3 separate regions of the Homo sapiens genome follow, and all the other regions are linked to region 1. A link is a loop called in an ENCODE intact Hi-C map of the cell type or tissue named here. Cell type or tissue: IMR-90. All regions are shown on one strand. Each heading gives the region's core, and the rest is flanking DNA. Links, peaks and the distances in the headings are about the cores only.

Region 1 (6,933 bases), core at 2,795-5,294:
TGACTGAAATAGACGATAGTACATTAGTCCCTCTTGATTTGTGTTACGGAAAACACCCCACACCTGGGAAGTATAGGTCTGACCTGGGTCATCATTATGGGAAGTTGCTCATTCTCTCCCAATTCTCAGACCTGAGTTAACGCCATAATCAAGAATTCTTTGAAGATGGACTCAGCAATAATATCACTTGTTTGTGCAATAAATCTTCCCAGCCTTCAGCAAAGGATCTTTGGCTATTGCAGATATTGCAGATAAATAGCTTTTAATCTGGTTTGCCTATTCTTTGTTCGGGGGTTTATTCAGAATGGCTAGAAAATGCTGTCCTTTTGGAGAAAAAAATTCCAAAGAGCTACTGCTGTTTTACACCAATGATCTAGCAAACAGCATGAATAGTGATATTACATTCTAAGGGTAATGTGCTTTTAGGGGTCAACATTCACATAAACATTTTCAGGTACCAAATGTTACTGTTTTAACTTTGTGACAAAAATAGACTGCTTGCATTTTAGGTCATGCTGATAAAATACTTCCTAGAATCTGGCTACACAGACATTTCATGCCAGGTATTATTTATATGTGAATAAAATGCAACGGAATGTGAATAGAATGCAAAGGAGCTATAAAATTCCATATAGTAAAAATACATACAGTAAACATGCCCTGGAAAACAGAAATAACCAGAGCTTTGGGATATTGTTAAACACCAACTCAGAGCTATCCTGATTCCTGGAGACTGAGAATAACACTGTCTCTACTTATCAGAATGACAAATTGTACTTCAGGTTATAAATTGAGTTTTGATCTCAGTTGGCCTCTAGGTAGTCCAGTCTTGTGGTAATTTTTCTGAGGATATGACTGGAATAGGTCTCTTAAGCAATTGGCAGAATCCCCAAATGGGTCTCTGCACCATGGAGTAGGGCCATTGTGATAGAAAATGCCAAGCTTCTGGTATTGCCCTTACCTACTAAAGCACTAAAATCCAAAGAAGTATTGCATTCATAGATGAATTACGGAAATTAAAAATATCATTAAAAGCCTGAAAGATGTTGGGTTGATGATTCTTTTTGTGTCTCTATTTTGTCCCGTGCTTAGAAGATGTAGCGATACTGAGCGATAAATTGTACCCCTGGATGGTCATTTAACAAATATTTATTCAGTAGCAACCAAGATTCATGCTTTGTGCTAGGTGTCAGGGGTACAATGATGAGCAAATCTTGACATGGTCTTTGCTTTTGTAGCACTGATAATTTAATGGTACAAACTGGACAGTCACTGCTCAAGATAATTCTATAAGCTTGTGTTACAGGGGAACCCTCTGTTGTCCTGGGGTGTGTGTGTATCTGTGTGTCTGTGTATGCAAGGAGTTTTGGAGGAGAAAATGGGAAAGGTAGGAAAAGTCTTACTTCAGCAAGTGATATTTCAGATGAGCTCTAAGGCAGAGGTAGGTGTCAAAGAGCACAGACAAAGGAGTCCGTGCAGTGATTCCATAGCAGGAGAGAAAAGTGTGCTTGAGAAGCGAATGGAAGACAGTACACCTGGAGTGAGGAATGTGAGGTTCAGAGTGACCAAGAGGAGCCTGAAAAGTAGACAGGGACCTGAACTTGCAGGATTTTCTCTGATCTGAATAGCGATGAGAAATCAAGTGTGTGGCTTTAAACAGGGATGACATAATATCATGATTAGACACGTAAAGGAATACTCTGGGTGCAGTATGGGTATGAACAGAGAGCGGCAAGGTATGTTATTGAATTGTTGCAGTGAGAGTTTGTTGTATGGATATAGAAATAGGTAGATAGAGTTATGAGACATTTAGGAATTAATATTAATAGGACTCATGATTGACTGTTGGTGATGGATTGAACACTGGGTGTGAGACAGTAGAAAATGTAAAACAGTGTTCTTATATTTCTGGTTTGCATAGCAGGATATACATAAATATGTATATATATTCATCGTGTATATACTGAATGAGAATAAGATTGGGGCCAATGATCTTAGACCTATAATATTTGAGGGGCCTGACACACATTCATATGAAGATGTTGAGTGAGAAATTAGACATGAGGATAAATAATAGGAACTGGTTTGGTGATGAAATAAATATGGAAGTCATTGGTCCATAGATGGGAAATGAGGTCCATTATGTGGAAAAATGCAGACGGAGGAGAGAAGAGCCCGAGGCTGTGCACGGACAGACATCAGCACATGGGGTAAAAGTGCCCTTTGAGAAACAAAAATAAAATCCTAAGTCCCTAAACCAACTGAATAGACCCCTTCTTGCCCAACGGGACCTCAGAGAAACCTTAAAAATGGAGTTCACAGCCATGACACGATGGGAGGTCAGATGTGCCTCGTATACCTCCTCCCTTGCTAACCGCCACTAGGTTCTCTTCCCTAGGTGTTTAACAGTAACCAGCCCTTTTGAAAGATTCCTTCTGCCACCTATAGGAACCAACTGCCTGATGCTGCCCCTCCCTTTCAGTTTTTTTTTTTAATTTATTTTTTATTTTCATTTTTTGAGATGGAGTTTCACTCTTGTTGACCAGGCTGGAGAGCAATGACACGATCTCGGCTCACTGCAACCTCCACCTCCCAGGTTCAAGTGATTCTTCTGCCTCAGCCTCCCGAGTAGCTGGTATTACAGGTGGCTGCTACCACACCTGGCTAATTTTTTATTTTTAGTAGAGACGGGGTTTTGCCATGTTGGTCAGGCTGGTCTCAAACTCCTGACCTCAGGTGATCCACCTGCCTCGGCCTCCCAAAGTGCTGGGATTACAGGCGTAAGCCACTGCACCTGGCCCTTTTCACAGTTTCGACACAGCAACTGACCAGCATTCCTTCCTGATAAGAGACCATTGACCATGAAGTGCTCCTGGGGCCCGTCTTTGTAGGCTGCCACATAGAGGTTCTTTGTGTCCTCTGGTTCACCTTTTGATGTATAAGGTCTAATTGTAACACATTTAAATGTTAAGTCTTCATCCCAGAGTGAACATGGGATGCATGTTACACATGCTGTGCCTCCCCTTTGTGAATATTTATATCTCCTTCTATGACCTGCTGAATATGTATACTTAGCCACCCTGTTAGCCATAAATCCATCTTATTTTTCCTATCCTACCCTCTACATGCCTGTTTCCAGCTTCTAGCCAGAGGCTACACTTCTCAGTCTGTCAGAATGGTCGCCGGCAGGCTCCAACCCTTCATGAGAAGAACCTTTAAGCTCTCCTTTCAGATTTATGAAGTTAATCACTCTTCAGTTGACACCCTAAAGTGCAGTCAGTAAAGTGTGATGCACTCAGCAAGGACTTACTAAAGGTTTATGGGACCAAAAACAAAACTGGTAAGAGGAAAGAGCACCCTTCAGGCTCTCTGACTTCTTGCCAGCTTAGTCTTGGGTTTGTTTTTACTCTTTAGCTCCATTGCAATGTTTGGCTGGATTTCTCTGGTTCTGATAATCTTGGGTATTAGGTATTTGATGAGGTAATTCAAATAGTGTGTAAAGTGTTTCTTATTGATAAAATGAATTTTGGATACTCTACTTCACGCTCACACTAATTTTTCTTTGTGTGCTTTTTAATACTTAGCAAACTCTATTTTATCTTAAATTCTTCATCTAGGAATCTGCCCACCACTCAAGCCTGGGAAAGCTGGCAGAGGATGCACGTGTTTTACTCACCTGAGTGTTTACAATGCTCGTGAGGTGCCTCCCTGATAGTAAGTGCTGCTCTTTCTTAACATTCTTTTTTCCTTTAAAATTTGTTTCAATCCATGAGGTAAAAAATAATGACGATATAGATAGACGAACAGTTCATGTTGTTTTTCCCTGCAGTCAAATAGACAAAAATTTCAACACAAACTTTTATTCCTGGTATTTGGCTTAAAAGTAAACGTCAGCTACGTCAAGAAGCTAATGGTGTTCTCTGCATATCTCACCAGTTACTGATTCTTCTACTTAATATAAAAATGCATTTCCAAAATCTTACCACTGGGGGGCAGCATCGTGCAAAGCTAGCCTTTAGTTTTTCCTTCCTGTGTCCAGTATAGAGTGCTCCTAATATCTATCACAGACTGGTGCTGTGCCATTAATGGAAGAAGAGCGAGCGTGCGTGCGTGCGTCCGTCCGTCCGTCTGTCTGTCTATCGGTCTATTTTCCCTTTGCCAAATTCTTTCCTCTTCCTTTTTTTCCCAGTTCTTTGTGAGTTAAAACTTCTGTTTTTGAAACTTCCAGGAGCTTAATTAATAAACATGAAAACCAAGTTGAAGCTGGCACAAAGCCCTTTTTTGCTCAACCACTTGGGCATGCTAGGGTAACTGTAGTTATTTACATTTGGCATCCAACTGACTCAAAGAGCAACACTGCTTTTTTCTTTCCCCCCTATGAGTACCGAAGCTATTAAATTAAACAGGTTAATGTGGCTACAGCATTTCGCCCCCTACTATCCCCCAGCTATAGTAAATCTGCCACCTGTTTATTTCCATAAAAATTCAATTACAGCACCACGAGTTATTCTTCTTATGTGAGCAATTAACTTTAGGCAGTTTCAGGCCACAGAGAAAGGCCAGGCTGGCCTGCTCCTTTCTTCTTCGCTCCCTTTAGCCGCAGGTCGTTCTTTCGCTAAGTGACTGTGCTCCTTCACACCAGTGAAAAAATGAAAAAGGAAAGAATAGACTAGACTGCTGGGCACTGTCACGCCAATGAAAAAGCAAAAAGCGAAAAACCGCAAACAATCTTCTGCCTCCCTATGCCCAAGCCTTAGAGGCCCGGGGAAGTTAGCAGCAAGCAGGCAGCCAGGACCACAGGGGCACACCGGTGTTGTTCAATAGCACACCAAAATGAAGAAGAAATTACTTGCAATGTGTTCATTTTCTTTCTTCTTTATATTTGTAAAAAATGTGACCAAGAAGGGAAAGGCTGGTAAAATGCCACAGCGTTCTGGCTAAAGCAACAACGCAATTGTGAAGAGAGAAAACTGCATTCATCCACATGTCCCAGCAAGAGCTATCACCAAAGGCATTGTGAAGCAGTTGAGCAGTTACATCTGCTCTCCTTTAACAGGAATGAGTCTTTAGTACCCGGTTGCAAATGTTGACTTTTACCTTTTCTTTAAATGTCTGCTACTCTTTGTCATATTTCTTCTCCTTCTCTCCAAATTCTACCAATAAAAGTAAAAATTACTGAATCGTACATCTAGTGATTTTCTGCATGACCTAATTGTCGAACAGGTATTGAGGTACTTGCTTTCCATCGATCCCTGTAATGCCATTGACACTGACTTATATTTCTAGTAAATGTATAAACATGGTTTTAAGAGTGGGTTAGACTCTGAAATAATCTTTGAGTAAATCTTACCCCAGGTTCAGGTTAAAACAAATACTTCTTCGTAAGTAGGTTGGTACCAGTTCCTATTGAGAGGTGACAGCTTGCTGGCAGCCCTCGCTGGCTCTGGGCGCCTCCTCGGCCTTGGCGCCCACTCTGGCCGCGCTTGAGGAACCCTTCAGCTCACCGCTGCACTGTGGGAGCCCCTTTCTGGGCTGGCCAAGGCCAGAGCCGGCTCCCTCAGCTTGCGGGGAGGTGAGGAGGGAGAGGAGCGGCGGCAACGGCGCGGCGGGAACCGAGGATGCGCGCGGCGCTTGCCAGACAGAATGAGTTCCGGGTGGGCGTGGGCTCCGCGCGGGCGGGAACCGGGGCTGCGCGCGTTGCTTGCCGGGCTGCGCGCGGTGCTTGCGGGGCTGCGCCCGGCGCTTGCAGGCCAGCACGAGTTCTAGGTGGGCGTGGGCTCGGCGGGCCTCGCACTCGGAGCAGCCGGCCGGCCAGCCCGCAAGCACCGGGCAGTGAGGGGCTTAGCAACTGGGCCAGCAGCTGCTGTGCTCTATTTCTCGCAGGGCCTTAGCTGCCTCCCTGCAGGGCAGGGCTCGGGACCTGCAGCCCACCATGCCTGAGTCTCCTCCCTGCTCTCCTCTCCCCGCTCCCCCGCCGTGGGTTCCTGCGCGGCCTGAGCCTCCCCAACGAGCGCCGCCCCCTGCTCCCGGCGCCCGGTCCTAACGACCACCCAAGGACTGAGGAGTGGGGGCAAACGGCGCGGGACTGGCAGGCAGCTCCACCTGCGGCCGGTGCGAGATCCACTGGGTGAAGCCAGCTGGGCTCCTGAATCTGGTGGGGACTTGGAGAACTTTTATGTCTAGCTAAGGGATTGTGAATGCACCACTCGGCACTCTGTATCTAGCTCAAGGTTTGTAAATGCACCAATCAGCACTCTGTGTCTAGCTCAGGGTTTGTAAATACACCAGTGGACACTCTGTATCTAGCTAATCTAGTGGGGACGTGGATAACCTTTGTGTCTAGCTCAGGGATTATAAATGCACCAATCAGCACCCTGTCAAAACGGACCAATCAGCTCTCTGTAAAACAGACCAATTGGCTCTCTGCAAAATGGACCAATCAGCAGGATGAATAAAAGCAGGCTGCCCCAGCCAGCAATGGCAACTGTACAGGGTCCCCTTCCACACTGTGGAAACTTTGTTCTTTCGCTCTTTGCAATAAATCTTGCTACTGCTCACTCTTTGGGTCTACACTGCCTTTATGAGCTGTAATACTCACCGTGAAGGTCTGCAGCTTCACTCCTGAAGCCAGCCAGACCACGAACCCACCGGGGAGTAACGAACAAGTCGAGAGTGTGCCTTAAGAGCTGTGACACTCACCGCAAAGGTCTGCAGCTTCACTCCTGAGCCAGCGAGCCCATGAACCCACCAGAAGGAAGAAACTCCGAACACATCCGAACATCAGAAGGAACAAACTCAGGACACACCGCCCTTAGGAACTTTTAACACTCACTGTGAGGGTCCGCAGCTTCATTCTTGAAGCCGGTGAGACCAAGAACCCACCAGTTCCGGACACACTATCGAAGTGTAGTTATTATCAATAAATTCAGAGAA
Region 2 (6,933 bases), core at 1,962-4,461, 830 kb before region 1:
ACTGCAGCCTCTGCCTCCGGGTTCAAGTAATTCTCCTGCCTCAGCCTCCTGAGTAGCTGGGATTACAGGGGTGCACCACCACACCCGGCTAATTTTTGCATTTTTAGTAGAGACAGGGTTTCACCATGTTGGCCAGGCTTCCATTCAGCTTTAAGATGACATCTTTTTTTCTAGCATGATTTCCTTTGTGAATCCACAGGGGAAAAATAGGAAATTAAAATGCACAACTGTAAAAAAAAATCATAAACTTTTCTTTCTTTCTATTTTTTTTTTTTTTTTTTTTTTGAGACAGAGTCTCACTCTGTTGCCCAGGCTGGAGTGCAGTGGCACGATCTCGGCTCACAGCAACCTATGCCTCTCAGATTCAAGCAATCCTCCTGCCTCAGCCCCCCTAGTAGCTGGGATTACAGGCACGCGCCACGATGCCCAGCTAATTTTTGTATTTTTACTATAGACAGGGTTTTGCCATGTTGGCCAGGCTGGTCTCGAACTCCTGACCTCAGGTGATCCACCCACCTCAGCCTCCCAAAGCACTGAGATTACAGGTGTGAGCCACCATGCCTGACCAAATCATGAACATTTTGAGCCTCTTTTATCACCTGTAAAATTATGGCAACATTCAAAATACCTAGACTTATCAATTTAAACTTTTAATGTACCATTATTCTAAATGAAATGATTAATTACATGACTTTGTATGAAAAGAAAAATAATTGTGGTTCTTTCCTACCCCGAACACCTTCCACTAAAGTAAACTTCATGTGTGCCACACAGCCACGTATAACACCAGCTATTTTAGTGCCAATAACAAATAATTAGTTTGATTATATAGATTGTTAATGTGTTATATATATGTCCTCTTCCTAGAGGGTGAGGACTCTTTTTCATATTTGAGTAGCTAGAACATAGAAGAGTTCAATAAATATTTGTTGAATAAAGGCAGATGGAATTTAGGAAGCATAAAAATGGGGTGACCCTTTCCTTTTTTTTTTTTTTTTTTTGAGACAAGGACTCACTCTGTTACCCAGGCTGGAGTGTAGTGGCTCAATCTTGGCTCACTGCAGCCTCAACTTCCCCGGGTTCAACCCATCCTCCTGCCTCAGTTCCCCAAGTAGCTGGGACTATAGGTGTGAGCCACCACACCTGGCTAATTTTTGTATTTTTTTTTTTTTTATAGAGATGGGGTTTCACCATGTTTCCCAGGCTGTTCTTGAACTCCTGGGCTCAAGCAATCCACTCACCTTGGCCTTCCAAAGTGCTGGGATTACAAGCATGAACCACCACACCTGGCCTGACCCTGTTTTGAAGTATGGTGCTTAGGATGGAAAGAAGGGAATGAAAATAGAAAGCTAAGGGTCCCATACATGTATTGCATGTTTACTCTACCTCTAACTGTGCTAAGTACTTTGTGTACATGACACAGAAGAACTCATATTTAATTTCATGAAGGAAGAAGCATCAGTTTAATTTTACAAACATGGAAACCAAAGCTTAGTGAGGTTGTGCCATGTTCAGTCACATGCCTGGCAAAACCATAGCTGTCACTCAGGTCAGAAAATCAGATTCACTTCAAATTTAGTGCCAGTTGTCATCAATATGTACTGTATCTTACAGACACGCTTTCTCAATGCTTGAGTTTGGGCAAACCTTGCTGGCAGGGTTCCTCCCCACCCCCTAGCCTGTGTCTCGCCTGTGTCTTCTGGATGCTAAGCCTGTGAATATTAATATTGTGACAGAGAATATCAAAGTGTGAGTTTTCCTTGAAAGTCATATATAGTTTGGGGAAAGGAATAATTTGATGACATTTCTGATTTTATTTACTGTTAGGGTTTTTCTTTTTTATTTTGGCAACATCTGGCAATAGGTCTCTGCATTTAAACACAAATCCCTAATGAGTTATTTGGAAATGAAATGATTGTCTTATTTTAGGAGATAGAGAGAGAGAGAGGGAATGGTGAAAGCTTTCTTGTGCTTATGTCTAGTATCAGTATCAATCAAATATTTTTAAAAATTTTGGGTTTTAGAATAAAATCTCACTTTCAATTTTGGGAATCTCTGTTTCTTCCTTTGCCTTGGGCCTTATTGATTTATTTTTGGGTTACTGCACATTTTCTTGCAATTCTGGATGGTGGAAATGTTTGCCCTTTAAAAGCAGGGGGCACTCTGGGTACAGACTGATGCTTCCTTCAAATCTGGAGTGAGAGAATTTTCTTCCTGGCAAGGGCCCCCTCCCACCTGCTCTGCTGTGGACATTGAATCCCCTCAGGGTGAAGGGTGGAGAATTAGCACGAATACTTAAAGCGGGTCTTGCTTACTCCGAAAGGAGTGAGGGACGGTTCTTCCCGTGCCTCTTTCAGTTTGGAAGGACATCCTAGGATGGATGTCATCAGTTCCTTGATGTAAGGAAGAGAGACTAATAAGAGGCATAAAAACTTCTTTTCCCTTATTTCACTTGACTCTTTGCGTCTGTCACAGATCCTGCTGGACTGACAGAACATTACACAAATAACCCTCCTTCTTAAGTAGCGACGGGGCGGCGGTAGGCATTTTTTCATTTAGAGTCTATCAACTGAGAATTGATAAAGTCATCTCAGAACAACTGTAGTTTGACCCTGACCTGACAAAAGAGATCGAAAATGTCTCGTGTGGAGAGAAGCAAGGGGGCTGGGAACATCATTGCCTCAGAAAGAAGCTTCAAGTCGGCTAAGGGCTGACACCCAAGCACCCCGCGAATGTGTTTAATAACTGGAAAGCAGATAGTGAAAGAGCAGTCAATAAACAATTGTGGTTTAATAAATTATTCATTTTAACAATACGTCCAGTGTTTGCCCAGAGATGGGAGAACGGCTGTAGGTTTTTTCCCCATCTCCTCGTCTGGTCTGAACCTGCCTGGATGCTGAGTTGTTCGCCATTCTGGACGGCAGAGGGCACTCGTGTCACACCTGAAAAGGGGATTGGCTGAGCCTTCCCAGCGCCTATCCGTGCTTATGAAGGAAAGATAGCAGAGATAGGAAGACGTCGAGAAGACGGAGAGAGGAAGATAGAAAACGAGTGGATAGCCCCGGAAATGAAAAATATATATTTCTCACAGGCAGATCAAATTCAACCCTGCACTGAAGCAAGGCATAAAGAAATAAATAGAAAACAGTCGCTCTATATTTCTTGGTTAAAATAATTTATTTATTTGAAGATCGTAGGATGACAGATTTGGAACAGTCGGGACAAAGGCAAGGAGATATTCAAAAAAATTTAACAGATTTATTTTCATCTTGAAAACCGAACTCTGATTTTCAGGAAATACTCTTAGGTATCGAGCGGTTCTCTTGGGCTTCACTGCCAGGGATAAATCAAAAATGCCTTACAGCTACTGAGGGCCCCTGGGCCGCTTGGAACAAAATCCCACCACACTTTAAAGCATGCCCTTCATGGAGATGAATCCCTAACATCAGTCAAACTCTGTCTTCACTTCTGTTCTCATGGCTCTGTGCTACGGCCTGATTTTATTTATGATACTGTGTCACATGAGGCGAGGCTCCTATTGTGGGTTGAGAAGGGCCATTGTACTCCCTGGGATATTTACTGTATACCTAGGGCGCTGAGGTATAATCTATCCTCTGCAGTAATGCAGATTCTAAAACGAATGGTATTTATTTATAATAACACGCGAGGCAGCCCACAGGGAAGTGTCATCTTGTTTGTAATCAATCCCAGTGTGAGGCTGTTGTTGCCGCACAATCAGCCTTTGCATTAAGTGACAAACTGGCTTCGTCTTCTTATTCTGACTGTCATTTTTCTTCGATGGGGATACATCATCTCTGTTACAAGGCCTTGGAGCTGAGTACCACACACAGACACACACAAATGCATGCCCCATGATCGCACTCAGGAAAAAACCCACGGTCTCCCATATGGCTGTAAACAAACTCTAGTTTCTACCAGTCCTGATGGTGAGCACGAATATGTTGAAAGAAGCAGGCACAGCAGAAGAGTTCGTTGTGCTCGTGGTCATGTAAATGTTGTATCTGGTGAAGGTGGGTCATTGTTACAGACTGAATTGCATCCCTTCAAAATTCATAGGCTGAAGCCCTAGTAACCGTTTTTGTAGACAGGGTCTTTTAGGAGGTAATTAAGTCTAAATGAAGTCATAAGGGGGAGCCCTATTTCAATACTACTAGTATTCTGATAAGAAGAAGAATAGATACTAGGGAGGTGGGTGCAGAGTTTTCTGAGTGAGCACACAGCAAGATGGCGACCATCTGCAAGCCAAGAAGAGAGGCCTCAGGAGAAACCCAACCTCTGGCACGTTGATCATGGACTTCCAGCCTCCAGATCTGTGAGAAAATAAGATTTCTGTTGTGAAAGCCACCCAGTCTGTGGAATTTTGTTATGGCAGCCTGAGCAGACTAACGAAGAAATTGGTACCGGGAAATGGGGATGCTGCTGTAACAAATATGTAAAAATGTGGAAGTGGCTCTGAAACTGGGTAATAGGTAGACCAAGCTTGTCCAACCCACAGCCCATGGGCCACATGAGGCCCAGGATGGCTTTGAATGTGGCCCAACCCAAATGTGTAAACTTTCTTAAAACAATATGAGATTTTTTTGCCTTTTTAAATTTTTTATTTATTTTTATTTTTATTTTTTAGCTCATTAGCTATGGTTAGTGTTAGTTTATTTTATGTGTGGCCTAAGATAATTCTTCTTCCAATGTGGCCCAGGAAAGCCAAAAGATTGGACACCCCTGATGAGGTCTATGCTAGAAAAAGCTGACATTGCTGTGAATCTCAATTGTTAAAAGTAATTCTGGTGAGAGCTTAGAAAGAAAAGAGGAGAGCTGTTAGAGAAAGCTTCCATCTTCTTAGAGAATACGTGAATAATCATGAACAGGATGTTGGTAGAACTATGGACGGTTAAGGCCATTCTGGTGAGGTCTCAGATAGAAATGAGGAATATGTTAGTGGAAACTGGAAGAAAGGCAGTCCTGGCTATAAAGTGATAAAGAAATTGGATGGATTGTGTTTGTGTTACGGTGTTTTGTGGAAGGTAGAGCTTGTAAGCGATGAAATTAGATATTTAATTGACTTCTAAGCAAAGCATTAAAAAGTGGCTTGATTCCTCTAAAGTGCTTATAGTAAAATATGAGAAGAGAGAAATGAGTTGAAGAAAGAATTGTTAAGCAAAAAGGAACAAAAACCTAAAAATTTGGGAAATCCTTAGCCTGTCCATATCGCAAAAAATGAGGAAGTGTGCTCAGGAGAGAACACTAAGGATATGGTTGACTAGCCATTTGATATGGAGGCTAGTGTGGGGGTGAACCACAACCTATTTAGCCAGCCTAGCAAAAACACTGCCAGTTTGAAGGGATGGAGACAGGATGAAATGAAGAAAGGCTGCTGGACTTCTTAGGTCCTACAGGAGTGAACCATACAGCAATTTGGCTGCAAAACCATGCTCTTCTTCTAGATGAGGGAATAATAACACTAAAGGTGATTTGGAGATCATCAAGCCTGCCTCTTTGGTTTCAAATTATGGGTGGGGAACCCATTACCTTGGTTTCAACAGGCCGGATGGTGGCTGCCTGGAGCTGTAGGGATGGGGTCACCCAGAGCGCCCATCTTGTGGGAGCCTCTTTTTCTCCCTTGCTAGCTTTGAAGAAGCAAGAGGCCATGTTGGGGAACCCCCTGCAGCAAGGAACTGCAGATGGCCAGTGGCAGCCGAGGGCTACTTCTGGCCAATATTCAGCAAAATACTAAAGCCCCCACAGTCCTACAACCACAAAGAGCTGCATTTGCCAACAATCAGAGTTGAGAGCAGATCCTTCTTCAGTTGAGTCTCAGATGAGAGCGAAGCCTTAGCCGGCCCTCGATTGTATCCTTGTGAGACCCTAAACAGAAGACCAGCTAAGCTATGCCCAGACTCCTGACCCACAAAAACTATGGGATAATAAATGTTTTCTTTTTAAAGCTACTAAGTTTGTAGTGATATAGTTACACAGCAATAGATAACACTAAAAACCATATCCCCCTTTTTTTTCCATCTCTGTCCTATTGTCCTGTCAAAAACCAAACTACTTCCAAAGTGAGCTGAATGAACTTTCCTACTTAATATCAGCTTAGGTCTTAAAGGCAAATTTGTCTGACTATCTGGAAGAGGACATGCCTTCTGTTTAGGATAAAGTCAAAAGTTAGATAAAAAGAGAAAACAAATTGCAATGAAATTGAACTTACATAGTTAATGGTAACAAGCTTTAGGACTGGGCCTGGTTATAAATCAGACAATGATTATTTGGTAGATAAAGAATGCAGCTGCTGCAGGGCAGGCAGAAGGCAGATCCCACAAAATGCAGGGAAAGCACTGCAGGGTGTTCCTGCCTTTGCTGAGATTACATCTTTCCTGGAATATTCTCACCAGCTCACAGTATCATTCAATTCCTGTATGTCTGCAGGTCCAGTTCAAACACTGACAACCTCATGAAAACTTCCATATCAACAGATCAATTCTTTTTTATTTTTATTTTTGAAACAGGGTCTTGCTCTGTCACCCAGGCTGGAGTGCAATAGTGTGATCTTGGCTTACTAAAGCCTCCACTTCCCAGGCTCAAGCAATCCTCCAATTTTGGCCTACCAAGTAATTGGGACTACAGGAGTGCACCACCACATCTGGCTAATTTTTTTTTTTTTTTGTATTTTTTTGGTAGAGATAGAGTTTCCCTCTATTGCCCAGGCTGGTCTTGAACTTCTAAGTTCAAGCGATCCACCTGCCTCTGCCTCCCAAAGTGCTGGGATTGGCTGGGCGATGTGGCTCACTGTAATCCTGGCACTTTGGGAGGCCGAGGTGGGTGGATTGCCTGAGCTCAGGAATTTGAAACCAGCCTGGGCAACATGGTGAAACCCCATCTCTACTAAAAATACCAACACCCCTCCCCCGCCAAAAA
Region 3 (6,933 bases), core at 1,749-4,248, 560 kb after region 1:
GTTAGAGATCTAGGCCAGATGGCTATGGGTTTCTAAAGTCCCCCTTGCTTGTGGTAGTTTTCCTAGTTTGCCTATAGGGTTTGGGGATCAGCAATTTGAAAGGGCTACAAACTTGTAAAACAGTATTATTCATGGGGGCAGAATGTTCATCAGCGTGACCCAGTACTAAATACATTCATTATAGGCATTTCTATTCTGCACAATTTGCCACACAGCACTGATTTCAGGAGGGGGAAAAAAAGACAATGGCTTATAAAATGCTTTTGAATGCCTAAAAAGAAGGAGAATTCACGCTGAGACTCCTCTGCTTTCTTTTTTGGAAAGAGCCTTCTTAGTGACTTTAGCTGAGCTCTGCTGAGAGTAAGCAAAGTGGAAAAATCAGAAAATTACTTTTTTTATATGTTTCTGGGGGGCAAAATAGACAGTGAGAAAAAATAAATGGAAAAAAGTGACAATGACATTCTGTGAAACAGCAAATATGCAAGCGGATGAAGACAGCTGAGGAATAAGGAAAAAGGTATGAAAAAAAGCAGCAAAAATGGAGCCACGATGATAAACTTAAAAGGAATTGCAGAGCAGAAAGAACATCATAAATAATCATATTTTCAAATAAGAATACCGTATCAGTTTCTGTGACCTGGATAGAGCACAAGCCTCCCATGATATTTCCTAGCATTTTGATGCATACAAAATGCAATTTTCAGCTCAGGCATTTGATTTGTCAGTGTAAACAACCTTTGGGGTTTTTAAAATACATATCTGAAGTGTTTTCATAAATAATGCATATATTATAAAAATTTGACTTGTAAACTATTGAGTCCATGTCCCCCCTGTATTCACTGCAAAGACTAGCCATGTATAGATAGTGCCTTTTGGTAGAAATTGGCATGCTAAAGCTTGCAGTGTCTTTTACCCAAGATAAATAGGATTTTTTTGAAGTACAGGACAAAGAAATATTACAAACAATTTTGCCCAAACTCAAGGAAAGAAATCATACAAGGTAGAACTATATTGTTAATTAGTTCCAAATTCTGAGGTGTTCCCTTAAGTCTTGCTAATTAAGAGAAATGAAGAGTGCAAGATAGCCCTTTTTTTATCTTCAAAGAATAAAGATGAAAGAAAACAGAAAATGAAACCTCTTTACTTGCTCCGTTCTTTAAAAACAGAGCCCCAAGAAAATCTGCTTGTGCTCCTGGAAGGAGAAAGGCCCAAGTATTTACAGAGGGAGTGGGGAAGGAGGTGGTCTGAGAAGCATAATTAGAAGCAAGTTTTCAAATTGTATTAAATTCCTCCACCAACAAAACGCACTTAGAGGTATTTTAAGTTAAACTAGCACTTAAGGACTATGAAAAGCAAGATGATTACATGTCTGTGGCAGAAGAAAGGGCAATTAAGAAAACAAGAAGAATTTAACGTGCCATATAAATAAAGGCGACCAGAAGTTGATTTAAAGTTTTTCTTCTGTAATTTGTCTCCCCTTTGTCATGGCACGCTCAGAGAAAGTGAATGCAGTAGATTGAAAGGCGGAGGGGGAGTGGGGAGGAAGAAGGAAGGAACAGGGAAGGACTGGCTCCCATCTCCTCCCCCAGCCCCCACCAGCCCATCTCCCCTTCTCTCCCTCGCGCACCCACCCCCGCCTTCCTCCTTCTCCGTCTCTTTCTCTCTCCCACCCTCCACTCTCGCCCTCCCTCCTTGGGTGACTCCATCAGCTTTTGATTTGGAAGCACGCTGATTGGCTGGAAGCGATTCAACACACGCTGGGCAAGAGCTTTGTCTGAGTTGAAGTGAAGTTGTACAGATTTTAGACTGGAGTCAGCAATCACGGGTGTTTAGTCTGCAGCCGAGCAGCTAAAGGGAGAAAGAATCGCTCAGGAAAGACACACTGCAGACTCCACCGGCACCCTGCAATAGATGGATTCCGACTACACAAGGGAGAAAACGCGGAGGTGACACTCTCCTGCCTGGAAAGAGGACGAACGACCAAACAAACGCAAGGACTGGACTCCATGCCGAAGGTATCTGGAAGTCGTGACACGGTGTGTATAAAACAAAAGTTTGCGAGCTGTTAATTGCTGTGCTGTGTTATTAAGAGACGCTTTCAAGTTTCAAGTACCAAATGTAGCTTTACGTTGCCAAAGGAAGTTGAGGCAATTGCTTTGCTGTTTTAACTTGCTCTGTGAGGGAAATCTCATAAACTGACCAATGCACCAAATGAATGCTAAAATGCACTTTAGGTTTGTTTTTGCACTTCTGATAGTATCTTTCAACCACGATGTACTGGGCAAGAATTTGAAATACAGGATTTATGAGGAACAGAGGGTTGGATCAGTAATTGCAAGACTATCAGAGGATGTGGCTGATGTTTTATTGAAGCTTCCTAATCCTTCTACTGTTCGATTTCGAGCCATGCAGAGGGGAAATTCTCCTCTACTTGTAGTAAACGAGGATAATGGGGAAATCAGCATAGGGGCTACAATTGACCGTGAACAACTGTGCCAGAAAAACTTGAACTGTTCCATAGAGTTTGATGTGATCACTCTACCCACAGAGCATCTGCAGCTTTTCCATATTGAAGTTGAAGTGCTGGATATTAATGACAATTCTCCCCAGTTTTCAAGATCTCTCATACCTATTGAGATATCTGAGAGTGCAGCAGTTGGGACTCGCATTCCCCTGGACAGTGCATTTGATCCAGATGTTGGGGAAAATTCCCTCCACACATACTCGCTCTCTGCCAATGATTTTTTTAATATCGAGGTTCGGACCAGGACTGATGGAGCCAAGTATGCAGAACTCATAGTGGTCAGAGAGTTAGATCGGGAGCTGAAGTCAAGCTACGAGCTTCAGCTCACTGCCTCAGACATGGGAGTACCTCAGAGGTCTGGCTCATCCATACTAAAAATAAGCATTTCAGACTCCAATGACAACAGCCCTGCTTTTGAGCAGCAATCTTATATAATACAACTCTTAGAAAACTCCCCGGTTGGCACTTTGCTCTTAGATCTGAATGCCACGGATCCAGATGAGGGCGCTAATGGGAAAATTGTATATTCCTTCAGCAGTCATGTGTCTCCCAAAATTATGGAGACTTTTAAAATTGATTCTGAAAGAGGACATTTGACTCTTTTCAAGCAAGTGGATTATGAAATCACCAAATCCTATGAGATTGATGTTCAGGCTCAAGATTTGGGTCCAAATTCAATCCCAGCCCATTGCAAAATTATAATTAAGGTTGTGGATGTTAATGACAATAAACCTGAAATTAACATCAACCTCATGTCCCCTGGAAAAGAAGAAATATCTTATATTTTTGAAGGGGATCCTATTGATACATTTGTTGCTTTGGTCAGAGTTCAGGACAAGGATTCTGGGCTGAATGGAGAAATAGTTTGTAAGCTTCATGGACATGGTCACTTTAAACTTCAGAAGACATATGAAAACAATTATTTAATCTTAACTAATGCCACACTGGATAGAGAAAAGAGATCTGAGTATAGTTTGACTGTAATCGCTGAGGACAGGGGGACACCCAGTCTCTCTACAGTGAAACATTTTACAGTTCAAATCAATGATATCAATGACAATCCACCCCACTTCCAGAGAAGCCGATATGAATTTGTAATTTCAGAAAATAACTCACCAGGGGCATATATCACCACTGTTACAGCCACAGATCCTGATCTTGGAGAAAATGGGCAAGTGACATACACCATCTTGGAGAGTTTTATTCTAGGAAGTTCCATAACTACATATGTAACCATTGACCCATCTAATGGAGCCATCTATGCCCTCAGAATCTTTGATCATGAAGAAGTGAGTCAGATCACTTTTGTGGTAGAAGCAAGAGATGGAGGAAGCCCGAAGCAACTGGTAAGCAATACCACAGTTGTGCTCACCATCATTGACGAAAATGACAACGTTCCTGTGGTTATAGGGCCTGCATTGCGTAATAATACGGCAGAAATCACCATTCCCAAAGGGGCTGAAAGTGGCTTTCATGTCACAAGAATAAGGGCAATTGACAGAGACTCTGGTGTGAATGCTGAACTCAGCTGCGCCATAGTAGCAGGTAATGAGGAGAATATCTTCATAATTGATCCACGATCATGTGACATCCATACCAACGTTAGCATGGATTCTGTTCCCTACACAGAATGGGAGCTGTCAGTTATCATTCAGGACAAAGGCAATCCTCAGCTACATACCAAAGTCCTTCTGAAGTGCATGATCTTTGAATATGCAGAGTCGGTGACAAGTACAGCAATGACTTCAGTAAGCCAGGCATCCTTGGATGTCTCCATGATAATAATTATTTCCTTAGGAGCAATTTGTGCAGTGTTGCTGGTTATTATGGTGCTATTTGCAACTAGGTGTAACCGCGAGAAGAAAGACACTAGATCCTATAACTGCAGGGTGGCCGAATCAACTTACCAGCACCACCCAAAAAGGCCATCCCGGCAGATTCACAAAGGGGACATCACATTGGTGCCTACCATAAATGGCACTCTGCCCATCAGATCTCATCACAGATCGTCTCCATCTTCATCTCCTACCTTAGAAAGAGGGCAGATGGGCAGCCGGCAGAGTCACAACAGTCACCAGTCACTCAACAGTTTGGTGACAATCTCATCAAACCACGTGCCAGAGAATTTCTCATTAGAACTCACCCACGCCACTCCTGCTGTTGAGGTAAGATCATAAACCGCATCAATTCATTGCAATGTTAGGTGTTAGTGTTCAGGAATTGTGTTTACTAGTTCTTAAATGTTTTCATTAATAAGTAACAATACTAATACTGTGCAAATTAAGTAGGATACAAGTTACATTGTGAATATGTAGCAAAGATGCACACTTTAGCATACTGTTTTTAGTTTTCCTTAAGTAAATAACTTCATATAATATGTGTAATATTGAAAAATAAATGTGAAGGTCACAAAGGACTATGTAATTAGAGTCCCCTTGCTTCCCAGATTAAAATAATGGGAAGCCAAAAAGTAGAGACTTGCTTTATTTTCAAGGTTATAGTCTTTACTGAACAAATAAAAAAACTGAGGCCTTCAGACTTCTATTTCAATGCATGCTATGTTTGTCCAAGTTTGGAAGATTTCCTGACATTTTTTAAACTACATGCATTGCAGTGTTGTATTTTACAGTATTTTCCATGTATTTTTACAGGTGGTCACTTTGTCTGAATTATAAAGAAAATAAATCAGTTATTTGAAAGGGAGTCTTCTTTCACAAAGTAAAAGTCAGTTGTATTAGGTCATCCAAATCTCTCTGAGATATATTTTAGTTATAGTTGGTAGCTGGCTGCGTGGTCCGCCACAGTCCAGCATTTGCAAATCTTTTAAATAGAGAGAATATATTCAATTACTTAGTTGAAATAGCAAGCAACTGTTTTTCTTGCTTAAAGATTGTGAGTGTTTGGAGGCTTGTTTCCGGGAATCAGTTCTGTCTATTTGGTTTCCAGCAGGTCTCTCAGCTTCTTTCAATGCTTCACCAGGGGCAATATCAGCCAAGACCAAGTTTTCGAGGAAACAAATATTCCAGGAGCTACAGGTATGAATTATTCTTGTGTTACCTATTAAGTTTCAACATAAATGCTGAAGAGTAAAAACTGTAATTTTTTTTTGTGATTTATCTTTCCAGATATGCCCTTCAAGACATGGACAAATTTAGCTTGAAAGACAGTGGCCGTGGTGACAGTGAGGCAGGAGACAGTGATTATGATTTGGGGCGAGATTCTCCAATAGATAGGCTGTTGGGTGAAGGATTCAGCGACCTGTTTCTCACAGATGGAAGAATTCCAGCAGGTAAGAGGGTAGTGATAGAAAATCTTTATTTTCAGGTCTACCGTGACACCAGTAAAATGAAAAATTTCTCTCATGCTTATATTTCTTCTTTATTTGTCCCTTGCACTAAAGTATTTATAATATGTTTTATAGTATGTTCATCACTGTTTAGTAATGAACAGAAACTGAAACATTTTAACACTGTTTTCTTAAATTTCATTAAGCGGTTGGAAGAGAACGAGTAAGCATGACAGCTTCATAGGACAAGAAGAAAGGGGTGGGGAAAAATCAAAAAAACAAACACTTTCCCCCTCTTTCCACCTCATCCGATACAGCCATAGAACACGGTTGTGTAACTCTTTGCAAAATTATTGGGTGGTGGTTTTTATTCAGTTAAACTGTTTTGGCGCAGAGTGGTGAACCGGACTGTAATTTGGAGGATGCATTTCCTGTGATGGGCACCAACTCACAAAATCAGAGACTAAAATACACTGGAAATTGTACACTTCAAGCATTAAAAATAGGAGAAGGAATGCATCTTTGTAGGTGGTAAGCACAGAATATTTTTGCCAACATTTCATTTTGCTATAGTAGAAGAGGCACAGGGACCCAAGAGTGGAATTTTTAAGTACACAGCTAGATAGAAGAGATGCTATTAAGTTTCGAACCACGTTTTCCTTGGAGTTCCTTCCCTCTAATTCTGCAATAGGAACTCTCTGAACTGACTAAATACTGATTATATTATCCTAGCAGCCCCACTACTAAAGACTGCAATATTAAATCAACCTTAGGAATACGTGTGTTCTTTTGGCTACCTATATTTCCAAGTTTCACTGAATGTGGATCATTGACTGCCATTTGATATATGAAAGATAGAACAACACAATATCACCCATCTTAGTTTCATCGCACCTCTATTTTTGAATACAGATAAGTAAGAGAGTTTAGGAAATAAACATGAGGGAGCCTCAGACAGCTACAGGAATTCAAGAAAATCAATATAGCTGACATTCCGTATCAGCAGGTTCCACATCCATAGATTCAACCAACTGTTAATTGAAAGTATTTGGATTAAACAATAAAAAATAGCAATACAACAATAAAAAACAATACAAATAAAAAACAATACAGTATAACAACT

What was found. Peaks named below come from ENCODE experiments on the same cell type or tissue, not always from the same donor. Only the 100,000 strongest peaks of a DNase experiment are listed, where the experiment ranks them.
Region 2: it touches region 1 in a loop (2.3-fold over the local background); 3 of 110 quality-filtered maps call a loop at or near these places.
Region 3: it touches region 1 in a loop (8-fold over the local background); 2 of 110 quality-filtered maps call a loop at or near these places.

What each region holds. Positions count from the first base shown.
Region 1 is chr4:138,087,724-138,094,656 of GRCh38, reverse strand. LINC00616 (long intergenic non-protein coding RNA 616) reads left to right here. Exons shown (of 11, transcript NR_037866.1): 7 at 3,618-3,714. It overlaps SLC7A11-AS1 (SLC7A11 antisense RNA 1), which reads right to left and starts at 5,643. Exons shown (of 7, transcript NR_038380.1): 1 at 5,351-5,643; 2 at 3,677-3,823. In IMR-90, for the core only: a CTCF peak has its summit at 3,991 (motif pointing right); a DNase peak (open chromatin) is centred at 4,006; H3K4me3 peaks cover 345 bases; H3K27ac peaks cover 312 bases.
Region 2 is chr4:138,915,300-138,922,232 of GRCh38, reverse strand. The region is part of intron 2 of LOC105377448 (a long non-coding RNA gene); the gene reads left to right. Among named protein-coding and RNA genes, the nearest start is that of NOCT, 97 kb to the left of the region's middle. RefSeq lists an enhancer at 2,876-2,935. In IMR-90, for the core only: a CTCF peak has its summit at 2,920 (motif pointing right); a DNase peak (open chromatin) is centred at 2,952; H3K27me3 peaks cover 208 bases.
Region 3 is chr4:137,527,358-137,534,290 of GRCh38, reverse strand. It overlaps PCDH18 (protocadherin 18), which reads left to right and starts at 1,797. Exons shown (of 4, transcript NM_019035.5): 1 at 1,797-4,689; 2 at 5,471-5,559; 3 at 5,650-5,813. The coding sequence starts at 2,203. RefSeq lists an enhancer at 1,769-1,888. In IMR-90, for the core only: a CTCF peak has its summit at 3,029 (motif pointing right); DNase peaks (open chromatin) are centred at 2,970 and 3,870; H3K4me3 peaks cover 2,500 bases; H3K27ac peaks cover 2,207 bases.